Linked DNA regions of Mus musculus: region 1 is linked to region 2. Evidence: chromatin loops called from intact Hi-C (ENCODE). Cell type or tissue: heart. All regions are shown on one strand. Links, peaks and the distances in the headings refer to the core of each region. The heading gives the core; the rest is flanking DNA.

Region 1 (15,837 bases), core at 4,029-12,028, 150 kb after region 2:
AATAATTTGGTATTTTTAGAGAATGTGCATGTCAAATTGTAAAGACTTGTTCTCGGTGTCCTCAGTTTCTACCTGTTCCAGATAATGATGTTAATTCTTGAGGACTTATACTTAATGGATACTCATATTTCTGATTTTAGGGAAATAAAAATGCATGTGTGACTATTAATATCTTTTCAGGCTTTCTATCTGCATCTGCTTTAACAGGAAAAGCAACTAAAAATGTAATTAGTCATTGCCTATGTTAATTTTTTTTAATGTTTGGCGTTCCAAATCAGATTAAAACAGATAATGGAACTGGCTATTACAGTCAAGCTTTTGACATGTTTTGTGAACAATTTAATGTTACCCATGTTACTGGGATTTTTTTATAATTCTCAAGGACAAGGTATTGTGGAACTTTAAAACAATATCTTCTTAAGAAACAAAAAAGGGGAGAATTATATCCCCGTGCACATTATTTAAATCATGCTTTTTATTTTTAAAATTTTAACATGTGGATGGCAAGGACTCTATGCTGAGTGTCTATAGCATCCTACAAGTAGTCATACTCATGCCTAGGTGAGATGAAAGGATCCACTTATTAGCATATGGCATGATCCTGATCAGGTATTTAATATGGGGAAGACGACATGTTTGTGGTTTTTCCACAGAATGTTGCAGGAGCATGCTAGCTGCCAGAGTGATTGATGTGGCATGCTGACATAAAAGGATAATGCTGACCTGTGAGCTTGCTGAGTGCCCTGACAATGGTGACAGGAAAGCTGTATTGGGTGTGTGTTCTTGACCCACCTTTGCTTGCCTATGTCCCAGATTAGACAAGTTAAGCTGCCTTGCTTCAAGCTTTTGAACCTTGATGGGACAGAGAACATAGAGACTGTGGAAACGGACTTAGAAAAATTAATCAAAAGGAGGAGTTATAATGCCTCTTCTCTTTCCTTTAATGTGACCAGTTATTCTGACTCAATCATGGACTGGTCTAGAAATAAATCCAATATTCTCCAATTTATGATTCCATTTATGATGATGGCTAAAAATCTTTATTAGCCAGCAGAGTTAACTTGAAGCATAGCCTCCACTATTTACCTGAGAAGTGACAGTTGTTCTGTTGATTCATAAAGCCACTTTCCCCACACTGGGAGGCCAGACCCTGGGTCTGATCATTGCTAATTTGCAACTGAATTGAGTGCTTGAGACATCCCCACAGAACACCTTAATCATGTTGCTTAACTTTTGACTTTGTATTTCAAGCAGGTTGGTTACCTCCATACAGGCTTGCCTTTAGCAAAGCTCAGATGGCAGTTATTCACCACTATGAAGAGATTCATTGAGTGCATACCGTGGCTTTGTTCTAAATTGGAAAAAGGTGTGCAATTGTGGGCCTGGGTGCCAGAGGTTTTCCACGGAGATCTCTGTCCAGGCTGGGTGCGAGGATTCCAGTGAAGGAAAGCGAGTGTAGGCAGGAAGACGAAGTCTTTGCCATGCCTTCCAGGTCAGTTGGTAGTTCCTAGCCTCTCTGAACTAAGTCTGTTTGGGCTGGGCCAATGAAAAGCTGACTATTCAGTGAGGAGTGCGGCGGGGACCTCAGGTGGCTCTTTGGGAGAGAAGATCTCTTCCCAAGTGTTATATATAGCTCTTGGAACATAAGACTCAGACAAAGGAATAGTTCTTGGGTACCTTAAATTGCCTGGATGGATTTATATACAGTTTATATACAGTTCTGGGGGTGATTCAGGGTTCAACAGTAGGTACCTCTCATTGCCTTGGACTGAGTTTGGGGGAAACCTTATTTGTGACTGATAGCCATGTGCCTTTCCTGTGAGGGCTGTGGGGGTGGTAGCTTCAACAGGAGTCAGGGGTCCAGGAGACATGATCAAATGCCTTCTATCTCATGTAGGTGGAAATTACCACCCACTGGGTCCCACCGGGGTTCAAGACCTAAGCTCAACTGGAGACCCGGCTATCTGTGTGTAGCCCGTTGCCCAACATGCTATGAGGGCCAGCAGTCAAGAACCGGCCACTGGACTATGGCTCTTATCAACCTAAGACAGAGGCATGTGCCAAGAGGTCATGTTTGTTCATGATAACACTAAAAGTCTGTGTTTGTGCAAAAAAAAAAAAAAAAAAATTAAATAAAATACAAACAAGCTGCACATGTTCTCCAGGACGGGTCACAAAGAGTCCAATAGAACCACTCCTAAGACAGCTGCAGCTGCAGCCGCAGCCACCATAATTCCCAGGCAGGACCATGGAGCATAAGTAAATGTTATGCCCTAGTCCAGCTAATTTTTATAAATAAAAATGGAGGAACTGTGCCTTCCCCCCAGCCTTGAGCAGGCTGGCTCAGACTTTGTTTGCCACAGATGCTAGCTCACCTAGGGTGGAGTCTTCTGATCTAAGTAAAGTCTGAAGCTTCCTGCAAGAAGCTATTTGCTGAGCAGCTAAGTTTGTTTTCCTGATAGATCCTGACAAAGCGACCACGAGATGATCCTGGAATAGTAGGGGATGGATTATCCCCCTTTAAATATCAGACCCTAGAATTACATTTGAGCCTTGATCAGAGAACTTTTGTCTTGGCTCATTATTTCTCTTGCTGCCTTTCCCATCCAACCCCAGCTTTCCTTTCAGGAACCCAGTAACCTGTGGCTGCTGGCAGCTACACAGGGGTAGAGGCAGAGAAGAAAAGGTTGGGAACATGGTTAGAGGGGTTGTATGAGCAGAGGTCTGGGAAGAGGAGGATGTTATATTTCAGGTGTAAAGTGAATAAATAAATAAACTAATGAAAAGAGAGAGAGAAGACAGGCAGTTCAGGTGCAACTCTACAGAGATTTTTGATTCACTAGCAAGATCTTTCTAAAACTGTATTTGCTTTGGGGAGGGTTGTTGTGCTAGAAAACATTTGTGAATCCCAAAAGACCACCAAGAAACCAATTCTGATTCAATTTCATTAGGGTCTTTATTTACAGTCTGGATCTTGGGCCACACTGCTGTCTCTGACAGCAGATAGGGAGGGTGCAGCTTGAGTTCGGCTGCAGGTCAAGTTCTCAGGCTTTTTTTTTTCACATGCCTTTAATCCCAGCACTCGGGAGGCAGAGGTAGGCGGATTTCTGAGTTCAAGGCCAGCCTAGTCTACAGAGTGAGTTCCAGGACAGCCAGGGCTACACAGAGAAACCCTGTCTCTAAAATAAAATTAAAAAAAAAAAAAGATGGAGTCTGGTCCCAAGAATAAATTGGTTTGACCTCTCATCCCCCTCTTTCTTTGGTAACTATAAGGCCCAATCATGGGACTTCCTGAAGTTTCTAGGCTTTGTTATGAAGGGACTGGTACTATATCTAATCTTATGAAAACAGTTAGTTAGAGAGATATGCCTTTCTGACTCAGTTAATTCAGGATTGGATGTATTGGTGACTGGAAGGGACTAGACCATAGTATTTTAGAGGGGGTTAGGGTTGTCATTGTCTAGTCTTTGTGGTGTCTTTGGGGGCTGGCAACTGGGTCTAATTTCTTTGACAGGTAGGCCACTGGTTGGCATCAGGGCCCAGATCTCTAGTCTTTGAAGAGGTGAAAGGGCTTAGTCACTTCTAGCAACCCCAAAGCTGGTATAGAATTTTTTTTTTCTGGCCTCAGAGAGCCACCTCAGATCTCTTAATATGTATCACCCAACTCTAGGGAGGTCACCTATGGTTATCAGAGTAGGGCCTTCTTAGCAGAGGTTTAATAGTCCAAATTTTCCTTCAAGAGGTTCTGGGTATCTTTTAGACATTGTTTGGTTTCTGCTGTCACTAGGAGGTCATTCATAGACTGTTGAAGAGACTTTATCTTTAGGTTTTAGCAAAACAGATGTTAGGCTCTATTATCAACAAGGAAGCTGTATCCATTCCTCTGTTGAAGGACATCTGGGTTGTTTCCAGTTTCTGGCTATTTATAAATATGGGTGCTATGAACATAGTGGAGCATGTGTCCTTACTACATGTTGGAAAATCTTTTGGGTATATGCTCAGGAGTGGTATACCTGGGTCTTCAGGTAATACTATGTTCAATTTTCTGAGGAACCACCAGAGTGATTTGCAATCCTACCAACAATGGAGGGCTGTTCCTCTTTCTTCACATCCTTGCCAGCATCTGCTGTCACCTGAGTTTTTGATCTTAGCCATTATGTCTGGTGTAAGGTGGAATCTCCCAGATGTCCTTCAACAGAGGAGTGGTACATTTACATAATGGAGTACTATTCAGCTATTAAAAACAATGAATTCATGAAATTCTTAGGCAAATGGATGGAACTAGAAAATATCATCTTGAGTGAGGTCACCCAGTCACAAAAGAACACACATGGTATGTACTCACTGATAAGTGGATATTAGCCCAAAAGCTTGGAATACCCAAGATACAATTCACAGGCCACATGAAGCTCAAGAAGAAGGAAGACTAAAGTGTGGATGCTTCAGTTCTTCTTAGATGGGGAACAAAGTACTCATGGGAGGAAATAGGGAGACAAAGTGTGGTGCAGAGACTGAAGGAAAGGCCATCCAGAGACTGTCCCACCTAGGGATCCATCCCATGTACAGTCACCAAACCCAGACCCTATTGTGGATGCCAAGAAGTTCTTTCTGACAGGAGCCTGATATGGCTGTCTCCTGAGAGGCTCTACTAGAGCCTGACAAGTGCAGAGACAGATGCTCGCAGCCAACCATTGGACTGAGCTTGGGGTCCCCAATGGAGGAGATAGAGAAAGGACTGAAAGAGCTGAAGGGGTTTGCAACCCCATAGGAAGAACAACAGTATCAACCAACCAGAACTCCCAGAGCTCCCAGGGACTAAACCACCAACCAAAGAATACACATGGAGGGACTCATGGCTCCAGCAGCAAATGTAGTAGAAGATGGCCTTGTCGGTCATCAATGGGAGGAGAGGCCCTTGGTCCTGAGAAGGCCCGATGCCCCAGTATAGGTGAATGCCAAGGAGGGGAGGTGGAGTGGGTGGGTGGGTGGGTGAACACCCTCATAGAAGCAGGGGGAGGGGGAGAGAGAGGAGGATGTGAAAGAAAATAAAACTTGAGACCTGTGATTCATGTAATTTATGTCAAATAGCCCAAAGAGTTGTTTGTGAGCTTTGAAACCTGGGGCTGAGAACATAGCAGAACAGGCCAGGACATGCCCGGGCAGGCCCGTTGTTAAGACATCCCTGAGGCTGCTTAGTCATAAAGATAAAGAGAATGACATGCCGGACTGGCCTGGCGCCTCCCTATTTCCCAGCCCTTCTGACCCAAGTTAAATGTTAACAGTCTGCTGATGTTTACTGAGCCAATTCCTCCCACAGCCCCACTCCTTTCCTATAAAAACCCCTAGCTTCCAAGCCTCGTGGTCAAAACCACTGTCTTCTGCGTGAGATATGTTTCAACCCGGAGCTCCACCATTAAACAGTCAAAACCACTGTCTCCTGCGTGAGATACGTTTTGATCCGGAGCTCCGCCATTAAACTACCTCGTGTTTTTACATCAAGACGGTCTGTTTGTTCGTGATTCTTGGGTGCATGCCGAATCGGAAGTTGAGTGGAGGTTTCCCCACTAGGTTCTTTCAGATGGGGACACTGGGAAAGTGGATAACATTTGAAATGTAATGTAATAAAGAAAATATTCAACAAAAATATTTAAAACAACAACATAAACCAAAGAAGCTGGTGTGTTTCTCTTTTATTTTTAGGCTTACCCTGGGCAACTTTTAAGGCCATGGTTTGAATAGGCTTTTTCTTGCGGCTTTCCCTGGCCCAATGGCCTCCTCTTTACCACAAATACATTGGTACTTTTCTAAGTGGGGTTGGTCTCGGTCTGTAGGGTCCCCTTATCTCTTTTTGTAGAAGCGATTTATTTTAGACATCTCTTACACAGGTAGGTCCCTGGCCCAGTGCCAGGGTTTGCATAAACACATTAATTTCTAGAAACCATTTGTTTTAGATGTCTCCCACAATCCTTTGGTTTTGCCGTGGCTGCCAGCAGGATCTTTGCCAGATCGTGAGTCTGTTTTTTTCTGCTCTTTTACCTGTCTTTTTTTTTTCTTTCAGTTTTTCTATCTTTATTTTTTTTCCATTTTTTATTAGGTATTTAGCTCATTTACATTTCCAATGCTATACCAAAAGTCCCCCATACCCACCCACCCCCACTCCCCTACCCGCCCACTCCCCCTTTTTGGCCCTGGTGTTCCCCTGTACTGGGGCATATAAAGTTTGCATGTCCAATGGGCCTCTCTTTCCAGTGATGGCCGACTAGGCCATCTTTTGATACATATGCAGCTAGAGTCAAGAGCTCCGGGGTACTGTCTATCTTTATTAAACACTTTTTCTGCCGTTATCTTTTAGACTCTTTTAGTCCTTGAAACCTTTTGAGTTTCCTAATACCTGGTGCTGCCTGGTTAATAAAGGCTAGAGCTACGGCTGTTTTTGCTTATCTTTGGCCAAATTAGTGGCTGTCTTACAGCTGCTTTGAGACCTGCTAATCAGAGCCTGGAGAAAAGACTTAGAGACTCTTCTGACCTTTAGCAGTGTTGAAGTCTTAATCTGGGCCGGTTCCTCTGTAGGACCAGGAACCAGTTTCCTGGCCTCTGTGGTGAAGAGAACCTACAAGAGCTCTTTGCAATCATCTCAAGTGGGCTGGTGGCTGAAAAGGACTGTCTCTAAGAGACTAATTAAATCTCGAGGACTGTTTGAAAAGGGGGGAGTTCCAGTAAAAAAGGTCATAGTAGCAAAGAGCCAGTAGTGATGAGGTTGGTTTCTTTGATCACGGATCAGCCCAGCTGCATGCAAGGGCAGGACAACAGATTCAGGTTCCAAAGTCCAATCTTATCTATATTTTAATCTTTGGGCAGAGGGTGTGGGGGTGTTCAGAGCAGGGAAGAATTTAGTCTGAAGCTCTCCTGGGTTGCCTCCCATCTGTTGTCTTGTAGGTGTAGGTGGCTGCACTGAGTGCCCTATGGAACACGGAAAGGAGTGGTTGTTGCTTCTCAATGAGCTGAGTGTGGCACGATGGTGTCAATGGAGACCTTCTCTGTACAACTCAGAGACTACATCTGTTTAGACAGGAAGCAGGAAGGGTAGCCATTTACTGAGCAAAATGAGTGACCAGGAGACTGTTCCAAGCTTCGGTGTGGGAGACATCTGCCCACTAGGGGCCCCTCCTGCCCAGTCCACACTTGGAGCCCTGCTCTCTGGGAGCTCATCTTCCCACTCAGGGAAATCTCAGGGATACCGGAGGCCCCAGGCTTAGACCTTTCAAAGGGCCAGCCAGGAATGCCTGTGTGCTCCGCGCGCCGCCAGGCCTACCACCGGGCCGGGTCAGGTTCCTTGTACCCTGCTGCCGTCGGGGAGGGCTCAGAGGGCGGCGCTGAGAAGGGAGTTAGGGTCCCCCGTGGGGCGCAGAGCCCCCTCAGTGTGGGTGGTGGGCGTGCGGGAGCCACAGCACGGTTTTGCCGAGCACGGAGTGACTGGGCCCCGCACCTCTGCAGCGCGCAGTGGAGCCGCACCCGCTCGCTGTCCGACCTCTAGTCCCAGTTCCCCGGGCTGTCTGTGGGCCCCTGCCTGGAGGGCCGTGGTGGCTGAAGGTTCCGCTTGGATGGGTCCCCACTCCCGCCCGGTGCACTCAGCTGGCCACGCCCACAGCCGCGGGATACCCGTAAAGCACCGGGCCAGGGGGGTGGGGGTGGGGGTTAAATCAAGAGGGTGGGTCTTCTAATCTCAACGTGGTCGGTCCGTCCAAGTCAAATTTACCCCATAACAAGAAACAGAAAGCAGAGTGGACCGCAGTTCCTTAAAGTGACACACACACAGAGCACCTAGCCAGCAGTGAAAATAGCTCGCAGCAGGGTTCCACGACTAGTAGGAGGTTTCACGTCCATCGGTTCCTTCCTTCCTAGAAAATAACACCCTGAGCATTCCCTATTCCAGGAGCTTGAGCTATGACATATAGCTGCTGCAGTGGGATTCTGCCTTGGCTTTCATTTCTTGCCACCAAATACAGATTTTTAGGCCTCTTCAGAACAGAATTACAGAATTATTCAGGACAGAATTATTGCGGTATCACGAAGGCACATAGACAGAGATTACATAAACACATGGATAGACACACTCAGACTCAGACAACATTACCGGTATTAAGACCCAGCAGGTTGGCTCCTGGTGACCTTAGAGTTCCCATCCAACTCAACAAAATGTGCCAGAAAGCGTTCGTGAATTCCAAAAGACCACGAAGGAGCCGATTCTGATGGGATCGCATTAGGGTCTTTATTTACAAGCTGGAGCTTGGGCCACACAATGGGAGGACGGACGTAGCTTGGGTTCTGCTGCAGGTCAAGTTCTCAGGCTTCCCCTCCCCCCCCCCCTTCTTTAAGATAGAGGCTGGTCTCAAGATTGAGTAGGTTTGGCCTCTCAGTGTCTGTTTTAGTTCAGTTTATTATGAACATTACTCAATAGACCAGAGTGTCCTTAAATTCAGGAATATCAGATTGCCTTTGCCTCCCAACTCCTGGGTTGGATTAATAACATGTTAAAATGCTTGGCTAACAGGTGACTTTCCCTAGATGTTTTCTATATTTGTGCTTTTTGTCCTTCCTATGTGTGAGAATTATGGCATTGGTATACCTATCTTTTAGATCAGGCATCATGATTAACTAATAACAAACTGACTACAAATAATCTACTTTCACAGTGTCCATTACTTGTGAGGAATCTGCCTGACTCCATTTTGAAGGCAGTAGTATTTGTATTTTAAAAATAACTTTCCCTTTATTGTAAGAGCTAAGTTGCTGATTTTAAGTCTGTTTCCTGGAGCCTTGACTGGTTTTTTAAACCATCCTGACCTACAATGAAAACAATCCATTTTTCTGTATTTCTTTACTGCCCCATTTTTCTCACTTTTGTAGAACTGTTTTGCAACTATTTGTGATTTTACTCCTTAAAAGGAGCCCAAGAAATAAATTTGGGACTGCTCTCTTAAATCCCACTTGATAGGCAGTAGTTGGCCTTCTTTTGTCTGTACCTCAGTGAAACTAACTTGCTTCAATTTTGTCTCAAATTGTGGTAGTGGGCTCATTGTTACCTGGTGGGATTAACACTTGATTTTCAACAAAGATCTTATGGTATATGATAAACATGCCAGAGGCATTTTTTCTATCATTTTATGATTTATATGTTCCTCAGTACTTCAACCTAACAATTCCCCCAAATGTCTCTGCTTTTACTTTATGACCAGGTTAAAAAATGGATTTGTTAACTGAGCATGTGTGGGAGTAGGCTGAGTGCTGCGTGAATGTGTCTAAACTCCTGAAATAAATCTCCTTGCCTTTTTTTTTTTTTAAACATCACTTTGGAAATGATACCATGCTGTAATTGTCTGTTTCAGGTAAGAAACCTGACTCAGCTCTTCAGGCTTGGCTGTTGTGATGGCTAAACTTGGTGGTCAAAATGTCTCCATCTGGAATTCCACACAGTTGGGAATGTCTGTGAGGGGTTTTTCTTTTCTTTTTGATTTTGTAATATCTATTGTTGTTAGTGTATAATTTATTATTTTTAATTAATTTTTCATTTACTTGACATCCCAATTGCAGCCTCTGTCTGTGTAACTCCTCCCACAGTCCCTCCTCCATTCCCCCTCCTTCTTTTCTGAAATGGTGGAGCACACCCCAACCCCCACCCCTGTCCCCAAAGTATTCTAGTACCCTGACAAATAACCCCTCCCAAAAGAGGCCAGACAAGGCAGCCCAATTAGGGAAGCATATTCCACATACAGGCAACAGCTTCAGGGATAGTCTCCACTCCAGTTGTTGGGGAATCCACATCTGCTACATATATGTTGGGTGTCTTGGCCCAGCTGGTATATGCTCTGTGGTTGGTGGTTCAATTTCTGAGAGCCTCCATGGGCCCAGGTTAGATGACTCTGTTGGTTTTCCAGGGAGTTCCTTACCCATTGAGGCCTCCGATTCTTTCCCTAGCCCTTCCATGAGAGTTCCTGAATTTTATCCAATGTTTGGCTGTGGATCTCTGCATCTGCTTTAGTCAGCTGCTGGGTGAAGCCTCTCAGAGAACACTTATGCTAGGACCTGTCTGCAAGCACAACATAGTGTCATTAATAGTGTCCTGGACCTGAGCTTGCCCATTGGGTGGGTCTCTCAAGTTGGGCATGTAATTGGTTGGCCATTCCCTCAGTCTCTGCTCCATCCTCCATCTCTGCATTTTTTGTAGACAGGATAAAGTTTGGGTCAAAAGTTTTGTGGGTGGATGGGTGTCCCTACTGCTCCAATGAGGTTCCTGCCTGGTTACAGGAGGTGACCTTTTCAGGTCCATATCCCCACTGCTATGAGTCTCAGCTAAGGTCACCCCCTTGGATTTGCCTGAGACCTGGGACAAGGCAGGCTCCCCAGGAGTCAACGAGGGGTTTTTCTTAATTGAATTTTTTAAAGTGGGAAGACCTTTCTTCAGTTTGGAGCTTTTGACGTGACAAGATCCAACTTTGATTTGGGCCACACCATCTGGTGTCAGCCTACACATATAAAAGACACTGAAGAAGGAAGCTCTCTCATTTTGTCAGCTTACTCTGTCTCTGGCTGGCAAGCTAATTCCTTTGCTTTAGAGCTTAGGTTTCGACCTTGTGCTGTTTACTGAAGAACAGCTGAGATATCTGGCCTCAGTGCTGAGCTCTGTACTGAACCACTAGATTCTTCCAATTTTAGTTGGTAGACTAACCTCGTTAGACTAGCTGGACCACCGCCTCTGAGTCATTCTAGGAAAGCCCCATTTTACATACGTAGAGATTCATTTTATCGGTTCTGTTCACCTAGAAAACTTTGATAGATACAGCTGTGTTGTCTTTATGTTAACACTCAGGAAGAATGCTAGGTAACAATAATGTCCATAAAAGACATTCTCTCTAAGTGTTCAAGTTACCAAGTAGACTATACACTTCACTATGCTTCAATTTGTTAAGAGATTGAACTGAATTTCAGGAAGAAAATTCCTATAGAAATGGACCACAATCCAGCCTTCTGGTAGGAAAAACATCTATCATTGTGTTTGTGATCGGGTTCCAGCTTTTCTCTCAAGTACCCTTGCCTCCCAGGTTAAATGTAGCTGCAGTTCATCTGACCTCAGCGTGAAGCTACAGAACAAGCGTCTTGTTTCGTAAAAATACTCCTTCATTATTAATAATGTGGACTCCCTTCTACCTGTGGGGCAGGGGAGTCACTCCACAGCACATTATGTAGTGTGCTGAGCAAACTAGCTTCTTCGGGTCCAGGCAGAAGAAGTGCCTAGCCTTTGTAGAAAGACGGGAGGGTCCGCTATTGGAGGCAGGAGACAAGTGCTGTTGAAAGAAATCTCTGCAGATCTGGGAAAGGTCTGTGCCTGGAGTGAAACCAGTGCCAGGAAACACCGATTTGTGCTCCAGTATTCTCTGGCTCTTGTCACTCAAGCGTCTCTAGCCAATCAGGACCTCCAGGCGGACTGCCACTCAGAAGGTGAGGCGGGCTCTTCCGGGCGCCGTGCTCTCGGCTCTTTTCTGAAGTGGTGTAGGAGCTGGCGGTTCTGTGCCTCTGCTGAGAGCCGAGAAAAGTACTCGCGCAAGCTTGGAGGCCAAGCTATGGTGAGCCAGGGGCGACTGTCTGGGGACGAGTGGGCTGCTGAGCGTCGGGAAGCCGTGTGGTGGGCCCTCCCTCGGTCTGAGTCGGAGCTAGTGGCCAGACGTAGCGCGGTGAGGTCCTTTGTGGTATTTGTAATTTGGAACTGCCAGGCTCCCTGTGGAGGCCCCTGAATAATTTCACTCTGTGGGCTGCATCTGTGCACAGCCTTGGGAACAGGGGTTGTGTGTAGGGGCTGTGTTGTACATAGATAGCTTCACTATGCTTTTGGAGCATCAGCGGCTGGCTGGTTGCCAAATTCAGGAAAATTCTAGTTTCTCTAGCACTTCTAGAATTTGTGCACTTCCTATTGAACTTTTAGGAGTACGACCCATTTGGAGTTAATTTTGTGAGTGTTGTAAATGGAATCTCATGTATGGAGTAGCACTTGACTAAGCTGTGATGTTGAAGAGTAGAATTTGAGACGTAAAGGATTTACCAATGCTTAAGAAGTCACACAAAGTAGAATTTAGCTAAGGGAGGGCTACCTCTCTAACACCCCCCCCCCCGCCCCAAATACACAGTATGCTAACCAGGTTTGTTAGACATGGTGCTATGATACATGTTTGTTCATCAGGATTGTCTAGACATTTGGCTCCAATCATAATAGAGGAGACAACTCTGATTCACAACCCACCACTAGTCTAATGCCTATATTAAAGGGCATGTGTCTCACAAGCTGCTCAAAGGGACATTACAGTGTCACAACCAACATTAAGGCCTAGTGTTACATAAAGGTCCAATTGGCATAGTTCTTGCCAGAAAGGCAAGAAGACCTTGCGTGACAGCTATTTGAAAAAAACAAAAAAAAACAAAAAACAAACAAACACCTTTGTATTGAGGGCTGGCCTGATCAAGCAAGGCGTTCCCTGAGGTTCTCATATGGAGAAGGAACGTAGCATAGCTCCTTCTCAAGCCAGGAACGTGCTTGGCAGATCCAGTAACAGCCTTGGGAGCTTTCCCTATGGCTCTGAGGTATAGAGAATAAATGAAGCACCTTCTCCAAAAACAGGCATATGCTTGAGAGTTGGTCATGGTCTGGGGCCAGGGCCTTGGAGCAGGGTTTCTTCTGTTCTTGAGAACCCAAGTCTTCCCACCAATGAACTGTGGTTATCAGTCAGTCCCATGGCCACTGTGGGCTTTGTGAGTAAAGGTCTTGAGATTCCCTTGTGCAGCGGCACTGTCTGATTAACCTCCTTCTGTGTTTGTACCATTGTATGACTGTTTCTGTTGTCTTCATAGAAGCAGCCCCCATTTCCTTCCATTTTCCTCCTGGAAGTAGTATACAAGATGTTCTTCTTAAGGGGTTGCCTGACTTAGCTTGGGCAAGACTTCCCCACCCCAGCTTTTACCTTGTCTTCCTTTTACTTTCACAGTATTTCTCATCTACAACTGGACCTGGTCACTCCAGAATGATCTGCTGTTCCAGGATACTGGTGTACTTAAGAAATAGTCCTGGGGGTATCTTTGCTGTATAAATCTTCCATCTGCCTCAGTGGTTAGACTTGCAGTCTCCTGTCCCTATTTAAATTGTTCAAAGTATAACCTGGGGCCTGACCCAGCATGTATAGAATGCAAACTCTGTTCTAGGCTGGTTCCTCTTTGAGCATTCTCCAGAGCTAGGTGCATGCTATTCTTAAGAATTTTTCCTTCATTAATGCCTTAAGTTCATGTAGTTATTTCTCCTAGGGAAGGCATATTCATTCTAGAACAGGTGCAACCTAACCAAAAAAAAAAAATGTTTCTGAGGCTCTATTATATTGCCTCAGATGGTCTTGATCCTCATCTGTAGCTCCACAGAGCAATTGCCTTGCTCTCCACCTGATTAAAATAAAAATTCCTAAATTCTTAAATTAAAGAGCTGTCTCAATGCAGAGGGTTTGTTGGTTGGTTGGTGGATTTGGGTTTTTTTTTTTCTTTTTTATTCATGAAAATAGTCATTTCACTCAACAAGGACTCATACACAGCATTTATGTACAGTGTATAGCTTTAGCAAAACAGTCAATGGCAAACAAAAGCAATAACATTAATTAAAACCTTGAAACAAAGCAAATGAAAATCCCAAAGAAAACAATATCCAAGCTAGAAAATTGATTTAAAAATTGATTAAAAGATTGTTTGATTGTGGCAAGACCTATGTGCTCTGTCTGGCCTTCAGTACAGACTGTAATAGCCTATCAAGTCTAGGGCTGGCATGTCTCTAGGGGCTTTGAAAATAAAGCCCTCCCAAGGTCAAGGATGAGACAGTCTCAGGCTTTTGTCTTTCTAATTCTCTTTACTCATCTCTACTAAAGTATCTCTGATGGTAATCCTTGATGTGCTTTTACATAGTTTGTTAGTTGTTGGAGCACATAATGCCATAAAGTTGGTTTTCATTTAAACTATAATTTTTGAAATTATAATTACATCATTTCTAAATTCTGTTTCCTCCCTCCCATATATTCCTCTTTGTATTCGATTTCATGGACTCTTTTTGTCTTTTGGGAAAAATTTTTTTAAATTTAATTTTCATTTGTTTTTATTAATTTATTTTTTCATTCACTTTGCATCCCAGTATCAGACCTCTTTGCCAGTTCTGCATCACAAAGATCCCCCCATCCCCTTCTTCTCTAAGAAGGGGGGTCTCCCTTGGGTCTTATGTCCTATCCCTCCCCTCATCCCCCCTTGTCAAGTCACTGCAGGACTAGGCATATCCTCTCCTACTGAGGCCAGACAAGTCAGCCCAGCTAGGGGAACAGGATCTATAGGCATTAGGAACAGCTCCCCTTTACTTGTTGGGAGACCTGTATGAAGACCACACTACACTGCTGCAGGGTGTCTAGGTCTAGCCTATGATCCCTCTTTGGTTGGTGGTTCAGTCTCTGGAAGCCCCAAAGATTCCAGATTAGTTGACTCTGATGGCCTTCTTTGGAGTCCCTGTCCTCTTTGGGTCCTTCAATCCTTCCCACAACTCTTCCACAAAAACCCTCCAGCTCCATCTAATGTTTGGCTGTGGGTATCTGCATACGCTTTGGTCAGCTGTTCCGTGAAGCCTCTCTGAGGACAGTTGTGCTAGGATCCTGTCTGCAAGCATAAGAGAATATCATTAATAGTGTCAGGGACTGGACCATGGGGTGGATCTCAGTTATGGCCAGTCATTGGTTGGCCAATCCATCTTTCTCTGCTCTATGTCCCTGCATTTCTTGTAGGCAGGACACATTCTTTTCCTCTTTTCTTTTTATTGGATATTTTATCTATTTTCATTTCAAATATTATCCCGTTTCCCGGTTTCCCCTCATTTGAGACAAAGATTTTTATGGATTGTTTGGTGTCCCTATCCCTCCTCTGGGAGTACTACCTTGCTACAGGAAGTGGCCTCTTCAGGTTCATATCCCCCACTGCAAGGTGTCTTAGCTAGAGTCGCCCCAAAACATTCAGTTCCTACCACCAGGTCTTTAGCATGTCCTAAAAATGCTTCCCTATGCTTCTCCCATGGATTTCTGTTCTCTTTCCTCTGCTCTCCTACTCATGATGCCCCTTCTGCACCTTCCCTTTTCTACCTACTTCCTCCCCTCCACCTTCGATATCTATTTTATTTCCCGTTTTGAGAAGGATTGAACCATTCTCCTTTGACCCTCCTTGGTATTTTGCTTCTTTGGTTCTGTGGATTTTAGTGTAATTATCCTTTACTTTAGGACTACTATCCACTTATAACTGGGGACATACCATGCTTGTCTGTTTGGGTTTGAATTACTTCACTCAGGATGATATTTCCTAGTGTCATGCATTTGCCTGCAAATTCAATGATATCCTTGTATTTAATATGGTGTAAATGTACCACATTTTCTTTATCCATTGTTCAGTTGAGGGGCAAAAATGTTGATTCCAGTTTATAGCTACTGTGAATAAAGCTGCTATGAACATAGTTGAGCAAGTGTTTTTGTGGTATAGTGCAGCATCTTTTGGGCATATGCCCAGGAATGGTATGGCCAAGTATAGAAGTAGAACTATTCCCAACTATCTAATCGCCAAATTGATTTCCAGAGTGGTTTTAAAAGTTTACACTACCACCAGAAATGGAGGCATTGCTCCCTTTGCTGCACATCCTCATGAGTATGAGCTGTCTGTTGAGTTTTTGATCTGAGCCATTCTGGTTTGCATTTTTGTTTTGTTTTGTTTTGTTTTGTTTGATGATTAAGGACT
Region 2 (15,837 bases), core at 5,245-13,244:
CTTTGGAGTTTCATTAGGTCCCATTTGTCAATTCTCGATCTTATAGCACAAGCCATTGCTGTTCTGTTCAGGAATTTTTCCCCTGTGCCCATATCTTCAAGGCTTTTCCCCACTTTCTCTTCTATAAGTTTCAGTGTCTCTGGTTTTATGTGAAGTTCCTTGATCCACTTAGATTTGACCTTAGTACAAGGAGATAAGTATGGATCAATTCGCATTCTTCTACACGATAACAACCAGTTGTGCCAGCACCAATTGTTGAAAATGCTGTCTTTCTTCCACTGGATGGTTTTAGCTCCCTTGTCGAAGATCAAGTGACCATAGGTGTGTGGGTTCATTTCTGGGTCTTCAATTCTATTCCATTGGTCTACCTGTCTGTCTCTATACCAGTACCATGCAGTTTTTATCACAATTGCTCTGTAGTAAAGCTTTAGGTCTGGCATGGTGATTCCACCAGAAGTTCTTTTATCCTTGAGAAGACTTTTTGCTATCCTAGGTTTTTTGTTATTCCAGACGAATTTGCAAATTGCTCCTTCCAATTCGTTGAAGAATTGAGTTGGAATTTTGATGGGGATTGCATTGAATCTGTAGATTGCTTTTGGCAAGATAGCCATTTTTACAATGTTGATCCTGCCAATCCATGAGCATGGGAGATCTTTCCATCTTCTGAGATCTTCTTTAATTTCTTTCTTCAGAGACTTGAAGTTTTTATCATACAGATCTTTCACTTCCTTAGTTAGAGTCACGCCAAGATATTTTATATTATTTGTGACTATTGAGAAGGGTGTTGTTTCCCTAATTTCTTTCTCAGCCTGTTTATTCTTTGTATAGAGAAAGGCCATTGTCTTGTTTGAGTTTATTTTATATCCAGCTACTTCACTGAAGCTGTTTATCAGGTTTAGGAGTTCTCTGGTAGAATTTTTAGGGTCACTTATATATACTATCATATCATCTGCAAAAAGTGATATTTTGACTTCCTCTTTTCCAATTTGTATCCCCTTGATCTCCTTTTGTTGTCGAATTGCTCTGGCTAATACTTCAAGTACTATGTTGAAAAGGTAGGGAGAAAGTGGGCAGCCTTGTCTAGTCCCTGATTTTAGTGGGATTGCTTCCAGCTTCTCTCCATTTACTTTGATGTTGGCTACTGGTTTGCTGTAGATTGCTTTTATCATGTTTAGGTATGGGCCTTGAATTCCTGATCTTTCCAAAACTTTTATCATGAATGGGTGTTGGATCTTGTCAAATGCTTTTTCTGCATCTAACGAGATGATCATGTGGTTTTTGTCTTTGAGTTTGTTTATATAATGGATTACATTGATGGATTTTCGTATATTAAACCATCCCTGCATCCCTGGAATAAAACCTACTTGGTCAGGATGGATGATTGCTTTAATGTGTTCTTGGATTCGGTTAGCGAGAATTTTATTGAGGATTTTTGCATTGATATTCATAAGAGAAATTGGTCTGAAGTTCTCTATCTTTGTTGGGTCTTTCTGTCGTTTAGGTATCAGAGTAATAGTGGCTTCATAAAATGAGTTGGGTAGAGTACCTTCTACTTCTATTTTGTGAAATAGTTTGTGCAGAACTGGAATTAGATCTTCTTTGAAGGTCTGATAGAACTCTGCACTAAACCCATCTGGTCCTGGGCTTTTTTTGGCTGGGAGACTATTAATGACTGCTATTTCTTTAGGGGATATGGGAGTGTTTAGATCATTAACTTGATCCTGATTTAACTTTGGAACCTGGTATCTGTCGACAAATTTGTCCATTTCGTCCAGGTTTTCCAGTTTTGTTGAGTATAGCCTTTTGTAGAAGGATCTGATGGTGTTTTGGATTTCTTCAGGATCTGTTGTTATGTCTCCCTTTTCATTTCTGATTTTGTTAATTAGGATTTTGTCCCTGTGCCCTTTAGTGAGTCTAGCTAAGGGTTTATCTATCTTGTTGATTTTCTCAAAGAACCACCTCCTCGTTTGGTTAATTCTTTGAATAGTTCTTCTTGTTTCCACTTGGTTGATTTCACCCCTGAGTTTGATTATTTCCTGCCGTCTACTCCTCTTGGGTGAATTTGCTTCCTTTTTTTCTAGGGCTTTTAGATGTGTTGTCAAGCTGCTAGTATGTGCGTTCTCCCGTTTCTTCTTGGAGGCACTCAGAGCTATGAGTTTCCCTCTTAGAAATGCTTTCATTGTGTCCCATAGGTTTGGGTACGTTGTGTCTTCATTTTCATTAAACTCTAAAAAGTCTTTAATTTCTTTCTTTATTCCTTCCTTGACCAAGGTATCATTGAGAAGAGTGTTATTCAGTTTCCACGTGAATGTTGGCTTTCCATTATTTATGTTGTTATTGAAGATCAGTCTTAGGCCATGGTGGTCTGATAGGATACATGGGACAATTTCAATATTTTTGTATCTGTTGAGGCCTGTTTTGTGACCAATTATATGGTCAATTTTGGAGAAGGTCCCGTGAGGTGCTGAGAAGAAGGTATATCCTTTTGTTTTAGGATAAAATGTTCTGTAGATATTTGTCAGGTCCATTTGTTTCATAACTTCTGTTAGTTTCACTGTGTCCCTGTTTAGTTTCTGTTTCCACGATCTGTCCATTGATGAAAGTGGTGTGTTGAAGTCTCTCACTATTATTGTGTGAGGTGCAATGTGTGCTTTGAGCTTTACTAAAGTGTCTTTAATGAATGTGGCTGCCCTTGCATTTGGTGCGTAGATATTCAGAATTGAGAGTTCCTCTTGGAGGATTTTACCTTTGATGAGTATGAAGTGTCCCTCCTTTTCTTTTTTGATAACTTTGGGTTGGAAGTCGATTTTATCCGATATTAAAATGGCTACTCCAGCTTGTTTCTTCAGTCCATTTGCTTGGAAAATTGTTTTCCAGCCTTTCACTTTGAGGTAGTGTCTGTCTTTTTCTCTGAGATGGGTTTCCTGTAAGCAGCAGAATGTTGGGTCCTGTTTGTGTAGCTAGTCTGTTAGTCTATGTCTTTTTATTGGGGAATTGAGCCCATTGATATTAAGAGATATTAAGGAAAAGTAATTGTTGCTTCCTTTTATTTATGTTGTTAGAGTTGGCATTCTGTTCTTGTGGCTGTCTTCTTTTTAGTTTGTTGAGTGATTACTTTCTTGCTTGTTCTAGGGCATGATTTCCGTCCTTGTATTGCTTCTTTTCTGTTATTATCCTTTGAAGGGCTGGATTCGTGGAAAGATATTGTGTGAATTTGGTTTTGTCGTGGAATACTTTGGTTTCTCCATCTATGGTAATTGAGAGTTTGGCCGGGTATAGTAGCCTGGGCTGGCATTTGTGTTCTCTTAGTGTCTGTATAACATCTGTCCAGGCTCTTCTGGCTTTCATAGTCTTTGGTGAAAAGTCTGGTGTAATTCTGATAGGCCTTCCTTTATATGTTACTTGACCTTTCTCCCTTACTGCTTTTAATATTCTATCTTTATTTAGTGCATTTGTTGTTCTGATTATTATGTGTCGGGAGGAATTTCTTTCCTGGTGCAGTCTATTTGGAGTTCTGTAGGCTTCTTGTATGATCATGGGCATCTCTTTCTTTATGTTTGGGAAGTTTTCTTCTATTATTTTGTTGAAGATATTAGCTGGCCCTTTAAGTTGAAAATCTTCATTCTCATTAATTCCTATTATCCGTAGGTTTGGTCTTCTCATTGTGTCCTGGATTACCTGGATGCTTTGAGTTAGGATCCTTTTGCATTTTGTATTTTCTTTGACTGTTGTGTCGATGTTCTCTATGGAATCTTCTGCACCTGAGATTCTTTCTTCCATTTCTTGTATTCTGTTGCTGATGCTCGCATCTATGGTTCCAGATCTCTTTCCTAGGGTTTCTATCTCCAGCGTTGCCTCACTTTGGGTTTTCTTTATTGTGTCTACTTCCCTTTTTAGTTCTAGTATGGTTTTGTTCATTTCCATTACCTGTTTGGATGTGTTTTCCTGTTTTTCTTTAATGATTTCTACCTGTTTGGCTGTGTTTTCCTGCTTTTCTTTAAGGGCCTGTAACTCTTTAGCAGTGCTCTCCTGTAATTCGTTAAGTGACTTATGAAAGTCCTTCTTGATGTCCTCTATCATCAATCATCATGAGAAATGTTTTTAAATCTGTGTCTAGATTTTCGGTTGTGTTGGGGTGCCCAGGACTAGGTGGGGTGGGAGTGCTGCGTTCTGATGATGGTGAGTGGTCTTGATTTCTGTTAGTAGGATTCTTACGTTTGCCTTTCGCCATCTGGTAATCTCTGAAGCTAGCTGTTTTAGTTGTCACTGTTAAGAGCTTGTTCTTCAGGTGACTCTGTTAGCCTCTATATGCAGACCAGGAGGGTAGCACTCTCCTTAGTTTCAGTGGGCAGAGTATTCTCTGCAGGCAAGCTCTCTTCTTGCAGGGAAGGTACCCAGATATCTGGTGTTCAAACCAGACTCCTGGCAGAAGTTGTGTTCCACTCACCAGAGGTCTTAGGATCCCATGGGGAGTCCTGTGTGGGCCCTTGCGGGTGTTGGGCAAGACTCTGCTGGCAAGGTAGCCCGGGGCTCGAGTCGCATGTGGACTCTTGCATAGGACCTTGTCACTGTTTTCCTTTCTCTCGTGTGGCAGGTGACCTCATCATCTTACCAGGACCCCAATGTTGTTTTGTCATCCTGGAAGGAACATTGCTCCTGCATGCTGGCCATCTGGGATCCTCTTCCCATCCATCCACTTCACTTCTGCATCTACCAATAAAAAGTTCGATTTTAAACCCTTTGAGAAATTTACTGGGATTCAATGAAATCTGAAGTCTTACAGCTGCCAAATAAAAAGTGAAATAAAAGTAGATGTCTTTTTCTTTCAGGCATGTACCAGATGTCTGTTTCAGAAGCAGCTGTCCCTGGGGGAGGAAGTAGGAAGGGTGAAGGCTGAAGACCCAGACATTGGAGAAAATGGCTTAGTCACATACAATATCGTTGATGGAGCTGGCATAGAACTGTTTGAAATCACAACAGACTATGAAACACTATGTTGCTGCTGCTGCTGCTGCCGCCGCTGCTGAAACAGGCCTTCCTCACTCTCAGGGAAGCTTCTTACCTGCCAGGCTTTCCTGCCCTTCGGCCGTGTGTCAGTGGAACTCTTCCGGGTCACAGTAATTCTCTGTTAATAAAAGTTTCTCACCATGTGGGCATTCAACATTAGGGCAGGAAGGGGATGCCTTTGGTTTCATCAGTGGTGGTGTGAAAGACCCACAATGTGAGGATTCCCCCACGTTCTGACTCAGGAGAGGCGACACCCCAAAATCACCCACAATAAACGGTCTTGCTGCAAATTGCAAGAGGATTTTTATTCAAGAGCGCTCTCGGGCCCATGGTCATACACCACGCAGGGGTAGAGGACCGTGGCGCCCCAAGTAGCTGGATTAGGGGGTATTTAAAGGAAGAAACCACGACTTAAGGAGGTGGGAAGGGCGTTGTTGGAAAATACCAAAAATACTAGTTAAGAGTCACAAGGAAGTACAAAGTCACAGGTGTCACAAGGAATACCTGGTAATTGTTAACTCTCAAGACAGTTTCTAAGAGCCCCTAAGGATAGCACATTTGCATTGCAGGTTCCAGCAATGGTCAGGGTGGGTCAGGGTGACTTTCTTTGAATGAACACTCCTTGAACCCAGGAAGCGGGTGGGTGGAGGAATGTCGCTATCTGTTTTATGATTAGCATACCTTGGAGCACTGAGTTTACTACTCTTTCAGGTGCTGGGCATAAAGGCATGGGAGCTCCACCTTCTGGGGTCTGCCCGCGCTTTTCCAGTTCCTGCATTCAGATCTTAATCTTGTTTGCAGAGCTCCCTTGATCTTCTCTCTGACCCCGCCTCCTCTGTACCAGCTTTAGGATTCACTAGCTCACCCCCTGGCTCCTCTTTCTTCTCCTAGCCAGGTGTGTCTCACTGATGTGCTTGGCCTGGTTTGGAGCACAGGTGGAGTTCTCCCTCAGTGAGGTCTTGGAGTTGTGCAAGCGTGGGAATCAGGGGTGGAACACTGAGGGAGGATCTTCAGGGTCCCCAGGGACTGTATGCCCCACAGAGTCTCCAGGAATGAGTCCCACGCCCCACTCTGCCTACGTGCACTCAGGAGTGGGGCTCCCAGCATTCCTCCCAGCCCCTTCCAGCCCCTCCTAGCCCACTGCTGCCTTGCCTGGGAGCCAAGTGATCAGCTGTATCTTGTATGACCATCCTTACTACTAGCTTGTCTTCCCGCCTTGATCTCGTCTCCCTTCCCTTCCCCTCCCCTCCCCTCCCCTCCTCCCCTCCCCTCTTTCCATCCCTTCCTTCCATCTTCCTCCTCCTCCTCCTCCTCCTCCTCCTCCTCCTCCTCCTCCTCCTCCTCCTCCTCCTCCTCCTCCTCCTCCTCCTCCACTTTCTCCTCCTCCTTTCCCCCCAAATAGCCCAGCAGGCTGGGCACAAACTCATGATCTTACTGCCTCAGTCTCTCAGATACTGACTTCACAGGGTTTACACTAGTCATGCCTGGTTCTTGATGCCCTTTTGTTTTGTCTTGTTTTTGCCAGTGTGGGCTGACTACTTGGTACTCCTGCCTGAGCTTAGTGTCGCTGAAGAACAGGGAGCAGATCTCCTTCGGAGAAGTTGCCTGGTGGCAGCAAACCTCCCCATAGTCTCTCTGCAGTCAGATTTGGCTGCTCCAAAATTTTCCTTTTCTTCATATGATGCTTCTGATAACAGAAGCTATTCTGAAGCTCCTAGTACAAGTCCTACTGTGTGACTCTGTGTCCTAGGCTTTATAACTTCTCTCAGATAGGATGGCCTTGAGAGTGTGGTTTAGATCTAATCTATTACAGCACCAAGTATTGCTTCATGTACTTAAGCCTAGCTCCAACTAAGCTCCTTCCTGTATATGTCTGCCTGGCCTTGCTGAACACAGTAGATCAGCCCAGGATAGCCATACATGCTTCCTGCCTTTGAGCCTTTGCCCAAGCTGTCCTTTGCTTCTGGGATGATTTTCTTTCCTCACTGTGCCAGCCAAGGCCTCCCAACCCTTTAATGCTCAGCCCAAATGCAACACCTTTCACCTAGTCTATCTGATTCCCATTCCCATTGGAAAGTCCTCCCCTAGCCCCTTGCCCCCCCCCCCAACTCTAGTCCTCATCTGTCCAGTGGCAAAGCCTGCCCCCAGAGCTCTGTGATGGTTCCTCTTCACTGGCAACTTGACTAGATTTGGAGTCACCTAGAAGACAAACCTCTGGATGTGACTGTGAGAGGGTTTCCAGAGAGCTCTCACTAAGGAGAAAGGCTCATCTTATGTACGGGCAGCACCAGCTTATGGGCTGGCATCCCAGACTGAATAAAAACAAAAACAAAACCAAAACAAAACAAACAAGGAAGGAGAGAGCCTTTATTGGAGTTTCTGGAGTTCTCAGAGAGCTGTCACTCATCGAGTTGCCTGTGAGATCTGGAGTCAGTCACTCCAAAAGTAGATGGAGTAAGCCTGGGCCACTAGGGGGAATATCCTGCAGTTAAGGAAGCCCTGGGCCTGCTGCTCTCATCCACTGAGCTCTTCTGCCCTGGAGAAGCCCACTTGTTGGAGGTTGACATTGGGTGTCATATTTCTTTCCCCTTTTTGTTTCTTTTTGGCACGGGGTCTTGCACTAAGCCTGGAGCTCACTGATTGGGCTTGCTTATCTGAGCAGTGTGAGCCTCAAGGATCCATCTATGTCCACCTCCGAGTTGGGATTATGTGGGTGCTGGGATCTGAGCTTACATAGGTCCTTAGGCTTGCATAGCAAGCACCTTATTGATGGAGCCATCTCCCTGTCCCAGACTCCTTTACATTCAGCCTAATATGTTACCTTGTTAAAAACATAACAGCTTTGGGCTGAAGAGATGGCTCAGTGGTTAAGAGCAGTGACTGCTCTTGCAGAGGTCCTGAGTTCAATACCCAGCAAACCACATGGTGGCCACAACCATCTGCAATAAAATCTGATTGATGCCCTCTTCTGGTGTCTCTGAAGAGAGTGACAGACAGTATACTCTTATACATAAAATAAAGAAATAAATAAATGTTTAATATATATATATTAACAGCTTTATTGAACTGGAAGTCATATATGAAGCTCATCCTTTTATTATAGTATAGGATTGTGTGTGTGTGTGTGTGTGTGTGTGTGTGTGTACTCACTGATCCTCAGTACTTAAAGAGTACTGGCATCACCTCCTGAAGAATCCCAACCCCTCCCCCAGCCCCTGGTGGTAATCTTTCTTCTGTCACGTGGGTTTTCACACAAATGGACTCATGTTTATGACGTGGCCTTTTGTGACTGGTTTCTTTCACACTGCACAATGTTTTCAAGGGCTATGGTGATGTAGCATGCATCATAACCCTACAGAGCATGGTCACTGTATGGGTCTACCCTAGTTGGTTGGTCCATCCATCAGCTGATGGATATCTGGGTCCTGTCCTCCCTTTCACCATCATGAGTAAGGCTGCTCTGAACATGGCTGTGCAGTGTTTTTTGTGTGAACATTTTAAATTCTTCCAGCACTGCAGATCTAACAGTGGATTTACGGAATCACCGAAGTCTGTCATTAAATTCATTAAATATGTAATTATAAATGTTTTCAACTAAACCCCAAGCCTTTTAATTGTATTGGTAGTATCTCTTGAAATACAAATGCTTTTAGTTTTAAGGAAGTCCAAATTATTTATTTTTGCTGTATTTTGATATTAAGGGGGAAAAGAAGTATTTTTCTTCCCATTTTAGGTCCTATAACAGCCTATATAGGCTGAGATCCTATAACAGCGACAGGAAGATAAAGATGAATGCTCATTTGCCGTAAGTTTCACATTGTGACAAACACGAAGAACCAACGGCAGAGGGAAACCTCAGTATTTTAGGGTGACATTTGCCAGAGTGTGGATAGTTGTAGGAGCTGTGGTGGACAATGGAGATGTAAGCCAAGGGTCATTAACTGAGGGAGTCTTGCCAGGCCTGTGCGTTCAGATTCCTTTCTGAGTCTCTCCTGAAATAATGGCCCTCCTTTGCTCTTCATATAAGGAGAATACTTCTTTTTGCTTATTTTAAGATAGAATGTCCCTATGTAGCCCAAGTTGGCCTTAGCTCTTGATCCTTTTGCCTCTACCTCCCTAGTGTTGGGATTATAGCCTTGCACCAGCAGACTGCACTCAGGAGGGGAGGCCTTGCTGATGGTCTTATGACCTACTTCAGGGAGAGGCCTGGAGAGACCCTCTGCTTATCTCTCAATCGCCAAAGGTCCATGTTTTGAACTACAGCATCCGTTGGAAGGAGCCACAGTCTCAGGAAATGAAGGAAAGCTGTGATTGTGGTCTGTTCTCAGTGTGAATCGCCCAGGCTGCCATGAACCACTGGTTCAGAGCTGGAGCTGACCTTGTGGGACTGAACCTGTAACTTGCCCTAGATCCCTGGTTACCATCAGAACTTGCTTGAATTGTTGGGTGTGAAGTTGGTGCTGCAGTCTGAAAAAAGGTAGAAATAAAACCAGTCAGCCTCCTTCGGGGCAGCCCAGCACCTTGAATTCCAGAAATTTCTCCCTCTCTAAGGTGACTCTGAAAGCCTGGGTTGACTAGCAACATTGGCAAATCCTGAAGGCCTACCAGGCTTGGGCGCCAGGGTCCCAGGAAGTGAGTGACTCTTGCCTTGGGCTGCAGTAGAATTGTTGGGGGTGGGGTGAGGTTGGCTCTTTCCCCCAGCACTAGGAAGGGGGTGCATATCTAGAAATTCCGATCTACTTAGCATGGGATGGCTGGTCCTCACTGGTTTTAAAGGTCCCTGCTTGTGTGCTTGAGTGAGTGCGTCCTAGTGTGCACCCTGAACTAGATCCCTGCTGGGGAGAACTGGCCTCCAAGGTCAGTCCCCTGGTGGAGAAACATCTCTGAATGAAGGATGGCACCGAGGAGGAAGGAGGGGGCAATAGTCCTAAATGCTTACATTCCTTCCCCCATCTTACTATTCCTTTATTGAATACAAAACCCCGTGAGATTCCACAGGAGTTCATTTGGGAGAAGGAAAAGAATTTTGACGTCGCCATCTAGCGGCCAGTGGTGAGACAGACGTTTCTGAGAACTGAGTCTAATTTACAAAAGGCTTCCTTTGTGAAGGAGTTTAAAGACTGGTGATTGGGATGATAATCCCAGTTTGTAGGATGCTTGTTTAGCATGCAGAAAGCTGTAGGTTTGATCCCCAGCACTTCTTAAAACCTGGCCATGGTGGCGCTCGCTGGAAACTCCATCACTGGGGAGATAAGAGGCAGGGGATCTGATGTTCACGGCTGTCTTTGGTCACATAGTTCAACGTGTGAGCCACCCTGCCTCAGAACAACTAAACGGAACTGGAGATAAGGGTCCCAGGCTGCACAGAAAATGATGGACACTCACCAGGAAGGACAGCTCTTCCTACCCTCAGGGCTAACTGACATTCCTTTGACTAACAGCTGGAGGAAAGGGCTGGCTTTCAGATGTCTGCGGAGGTGTATGGATTATTCCAAGTGTTTAGTGCCTCAAGGAGCAGGCAAATGGGTTGTGACCAGAAAAGGTTTCCAGGGAGTTGCCTGGAGCAGGGTGGGGCGGGGCGGGGAAGCAGGAGGAGCAGTGGCCTGGCCATGGAAGGAAGCAGCTCCTAGACTTTGTGTTCAGGGTCTTGACATGGGCTCACAGTGATTATGGCTGATAGCTCCTGCTGGGGCCAGACAAGAGTTCAGAAAGGATTTCAGGACTGGGCTGCTCCAGGGTTGTGGGGAGCCGCCCTCACTTTCGCCGTTACAAGATGGCGCTGACATCCTGTGTTCTAAGTAGTAAACAAATAATCTGCACATGTGCCAGGGTAGTTCTTCACTCCATGTGGTCTGCCTTCCCCTTGAGGACAACTCGGCCAATGGGCTGCTGTCAATCAGGGAGTGACACGTCCTAGGTGGAGGATAATTCTCCTTAAAAGGGATGGGGTTTTGCCATTTTCTCTCTTGCTCCTGGAGAAGTAAGCAATAAAGCTTTTGCCACAGAAGATTCCGGTTGTCCTGAGCGTATTCTTTCCGGTGGGAACAAAAGCTCGGGCAATACAGGGTCTCACTCCATCAGGACATGGAAAAACCAAAACCCTTTCAGGAGGAGAAAGTGGGTGTTGTGAGCCTGGGTGTGTACAAAGGAAGAGGTGATTTTTTTTTCAATAAAAATAGTTCAGTGTGGACAGAACTGATTTAAGAACTTGTATGGCTGGAGGGAAGGCCTGGTATGGAAGTCTCCATGAGATATTTGCCCTTGTTTGCTAACATTATTATTATTTTTATTTTGTCTAGGATCTTCTAGCTTTAAACACACCCACCACTTGGAGGGAAGCAAAAATTCCAAAGAACACAGTTTGGGAAACACTGACCAGTAAGAAAGTCTCCAGTTTTGTGCCAGGAGCCTGTGAAGAGTCCCTCATCCTAGCTACCTGGAAGCCGGTATTCTGCTAGCATCCTTCAGATGAAGATGTAGAACACTCAGCTCCTCCTGCATCATGCCTGCCTGGATGCTGCCATGTTCCCGCCTTGATGATACTGGATTGAACCTCTGAACCTGTAAGTCAGCCCCAATTAAATGAGTGTTGCGTTGGTCATGGTGTCTGTTCACAGCAGTAAGACCCTAACTAAGACAGTATTCTTTATCCTGTCAGGCCCATTCAGTTCATGGCTTTCCACACAGTTCCAAAATGGACCCTCCAATTATGGACCAGCTCTGGTTTCTGGCATGTTCTCAGGTTTAGCTGCTTGGAACAGTTCTATCATTCAATGTCTTCCCCTTTCCACCCTTCAGACATCAGCTATTATTTATAAGAAACCTTCCTCTTAAGTATCTCATGACCGCAGTCCTCTCTCTAATCCCCACCTCCACCTTTCTCCTGGGGCTTTTTCACAACCCAGGCCAGTCTTGAGGTCAAACTTAGCTGTCCTCTCACTCTCAAGACTCCAGTCTGGTTGCCATAGTGATCTGTCCCTTATGCAAACCTGGGCACATCACTTGCAGATCTAATACCCCTCTACCTGTGGAAATATTTTCCCAGGACCCTCAGAACCAAGGGACCTCCCACCTCCATGGGAGCTCAGGAGGGATGGGGGGGATGTGTGTCAGACCTCGAGGGTCTTTTACTGCAGGTTCTACTTGTATGGTCTTACAGGGACAGAGGAGAGGTTTAAAATGACCAAGGGTGCACCCTGTCCTACCTGCCCCTTGCTCCTGCACCCCTGAAGCAGGGCTCTCTGGTGGCCTTGAGTCATGGATGGGGTATGGGATAAACATGAGACAGCTCCCTTCTTGTAGGAGCGAGGTTTGTTTGTCTTGGAACACTTCCTGCAAGATTGGAAACAGGGAAGGACACAACAACTGCGCCCTCTTCAGGCCAAGAACAGTAGGTTCACTTGCACAGTGAGGCCTCCTGCCCTTGGTTCAGTTAGCACTTGGCTCAGATAGTGAGCAGGCTCCCTCTCTTTTAAAACACATCGCTGGCCTGGAGGTGGTGGCGCACGCCTTTAATCCCAGCACTTGGGAGGCAGAGGCAGGCGAATTTCTGAGTTCGAGGCCAGCCTGGTCTACACAGTGAGTTCTAGGACAGCCAGAGCTACACAGAGAAATACTGCCTCGAAAAACGGAAAAACAACAACAACAACAAAAAGAATACAGTTGATAATGCAAAACAAACAAAACCAAAAAACACATCGCTGAAGAGTGACATGCACTCTGTGAGTTTATAGAACTTAAATATATGGTTCAGTGGGGGCGGGGGGAATACATTCCTAATCACCCGGAAGTTGCCTGATGTCCCTGCCAAGTCCACATCCACACTTTCCCAGCCAGAGGTGCCCATGAGACGGACCATGCCGATTCTTCTTGAGAGTTATGGAGCTGTGTATAAACAGGGTCTCCAGGCCCAGATCCGCTGTGTACAGGTTCTTTCTCAGCATCGTGCCTGTGCAACTTCTTTGTAGTGACTGTGTGGATTTTTAACTTGCTGGGAAATACTCCATTATGTGTTATATACAATGCAACCTGGTACCTTTTGTTTACCCAGCTTTCCGTTTGTACTTGGGCTTTTTTCTTCTTCTTCTCCTGTGTGGGGGCAATTACAGATAGGGCATTTCCTCCACTCAGGGCTTCTGTTCCATGCCTGGCATTGTCCTATTGTGTTCCGATCCTGGCCGTCTGTCCTGCTTTCCTCCCTCTCTGGGCACCTATTTGGCTGCTGGGACTTAGGGTGTTTGACCTGGACCTGTGATGGTCCTATGGGGTCTCACACTACCTTGGAAGGCCAAGCTGTGGCTCTTAATCCCTTAGAGCTGTGGCTCTAAGCTGTGACAGTCTTAGTCTGGGGAGACTAAGACCTGCTTCATGCGCTTGCTTCTCTATTCTTGCTGATGCTAACATCTGTGGGCCACCTTTTAGCACTGGTTGCTCTTGCCTAACTCTTGTCTGCATCCCTTGGCTGTCAGCCATTGGGAGGCTGCTTGTATGCCTCCAATGAGCCTTCAAGGATGCTTCTGGAACTGGGATATTTATCAGAGACAGATCAGGAAAGCCAGCACCATTAGACATGCAGCTCTGTGCTGCCTTGGGGACACATTCTTGGCTGTCTTCCCAAAACGTTCGTGGTGTGGTACTGTCTGTCGGTATTAACAAGCATGGGTGTCCCTAAATGTTTTTATCTTTGTGTGTGTGTGTGTGTGTGTGCTTGGGTGCACACATCTAGTAGTATATGCATTCCTGCATATAAGTATGCATTTATTTGACTTGTATGTTATCATAAAATATTTTCTCTTAGCTAGGCATGATGGTGTGTGTGTATAATCTCGGAGTCCAGGAGGCTGGGGCAGGTAGGTAAAAGGCCAGCCTGGGCTACAGAACAAGACCGAGTCTCAAGAAAACAGCACAAAACAATAAATATGAGATTTCTCCTAAACAGTGTGGTTTTGTTTTAAAGGTATCTTCTCCACTTCCTTCCTTGTCCCCTCAAAGATCTTGACTAACATCAAGGCAACACCTTCTTTGTAGATGGAAGAGGTAAGATCCATGTTTATTCTGCCCCTTCCCATGGCATAGCCACAGGCAACAGATACCTTAGCTCCTGCCATAGGCAGGGAACATGGGCTTGAGCTATGTTTGGAAGGGGCAGGATCTGGGGGACCCCCACTTAATGCTGTAGGTGATAAAGTGCTTGGAAGAGATGGTGAATGTCTGTTGACCATGCACGCAAATCTGAGTTGTAACATGTTACTTTTAGCTGTGTTGATCTTGAGAAAACTACTCTCTGTGCTTCCGTGTCTCAAAGAAGTCATCTCTGGTTGCAAGGGCCAATATGGCAGATGCCATTTACCTGTGGCCAGAGCGCTCAGAACATGAGACCAGATTTTAGTTTAATTTTAATTAACATTTAAATTCAAATTGCTGTGACTAATGGCTGTGATATAGAATCCACCACTAGAGGACAGCACTGGGTGGCTTCAACCCACATACATACACAACCTTCCCCCCCCCCAGTGTAATACAATTTAGTGAAAATAAATAAATGAATAAATAATTAAATAAACAAATAAAACAAGCTCTGCCTGGTCTTTCTTTGTTTCCCACATGTATTTTCTCTTTCCTTTTGAACTACTGATACCAAAGGCTAGGAGAGGCTGACCTTCTTAATGGGGACACTGGAGGGCAGCAATGGGTACTTTCAAAATGCTCAATCACAAGAGGTTTCCCGAGTCCCCTGGCAGTGCTTTGCTTGTGGCTGATGGCCAGCAGCCTCAGGGGAATGCCAGAAAGCTGTGTTTGCTGAGCTCTGTCCTCTCTTTCCTGTGCTGGGCAGCGGGGTGGGGAGGTCGTGGAAGTGGCGGGTTGGATGTTTTACAAACAAGTTCAAGTTCTCTTGTCTGTTGGTCCCCATAGCAGTTGGGCTGTCAGCTGCTCAAACCGTTTTGTTCTGTAACCGCGTTTGAAAACGATGTGAGGAAGAATAAACAACCGTGAATGTGGAGTCAAGGAGACCTGAGGGTGAAGCCCAGCTTGGCTGCCTGCCTGCTGTGGACCTTGGACAAATTGCATGGCAATTCTGGGTCCCTGGTCTCCTCTTCTGACACACCATGACCTGGTGTAATGTGGGACGCCCGACTTGCCTGCAAGTAAGACTCCACAACAGGATCCTTCTGCAACACGTTTATTGGGAGAGCATGGACTGCGTAGGCGAAAGACCCCGAGCCCCAGAAATGGCACTGCTTATATAGGCCTACGAGTGACGTGTCCATACCTGATTGCTTATGCTACCAGTACCTCATTAATATGCATCGGGCCACGCAGTGACTCGGCAAAAAACTCTTTTTTTTTTCTTTTTTTTTCCCATTTTTTATTAGGTATTTAGCTCATTTACATTTCCAATGCTATACCAAAAGTCCCCCATACCCACCCACCCCCACTCCCCTACCCACCCATTCCCCCTTTTTGGCCCTGGCGTTCCCCTGTACTGGGGCATGTAAAGTTTGCAAGTCCAATGGACCTCTCTTTCCAGTGATGGCCGACTAGGTCATCTTTTGATACATATGCAGCTAGAGTCAAGAGCTCCGGGGTACTGGTTAGTTCATAATGTTGTTCCACCTATAGGGTTGCAGATCCCTTTAGCTCCTTGGCAAAAAACTCTTATGCACATGCGTACATTGGTTGTTTATCCATAATCATGGGTGGTGGCCAGTGGTAGCCAGCGCCATCTTGTAATGGTATTTGCGGCTTCCCACAGTGTAAGGAGTTGCATCTGTATGAAATCATCTACATTTGATTATTCACTGGGGAGTCAGGGTCAGGTGGATCCCTGGG

What was found. Peaks named below come from ENCODE experiments on the same cell type or tissue, not always from the same donor. Only the 100,000 strongest peaks of a DNase experiment are listed, where the experiment ranks them.
Region 1: a loop joins it to region 2, with 3 times the contacts of the local background. A loop is called at or near these places in 2 of 42 quality-filtered maps.

What each region holds. Positions count from the first base shown.
Region 1 is chr8:69,391,225-69,407,061 of GRCm38, reverse strand. Gm10033 (predicted gene 10033) reads left to right here and starts at 11,523. Exons shown (of 4, transcript NM_001374600.1): 1 at 11,523-11,621. The coding sequence starts at 11,619. In heart, for the core only: a CTCF peak has its summit at 7,145; DNase peaks (open chromatin) are centred at 7,631 and 11,481; H3K4me3 peaks cover 2,393 bases; H3K27ac peaks cover 2,404 bases.
Region 2 is chr8:69,543,954-69,559,790 of GRCm38, reverse strand. It overlaps the pseudogene Gm3365. Among named protein-coding and RNA genes, the nearest start is that of Gm7697, 29 kb to the right of the region's middle. In heart, for the core only: CTCF peaks have their summits at 10,043 (motif pointing left) and 12,395 (motif pointing left); a DNase peak (open chromatin) is centred at 8,360.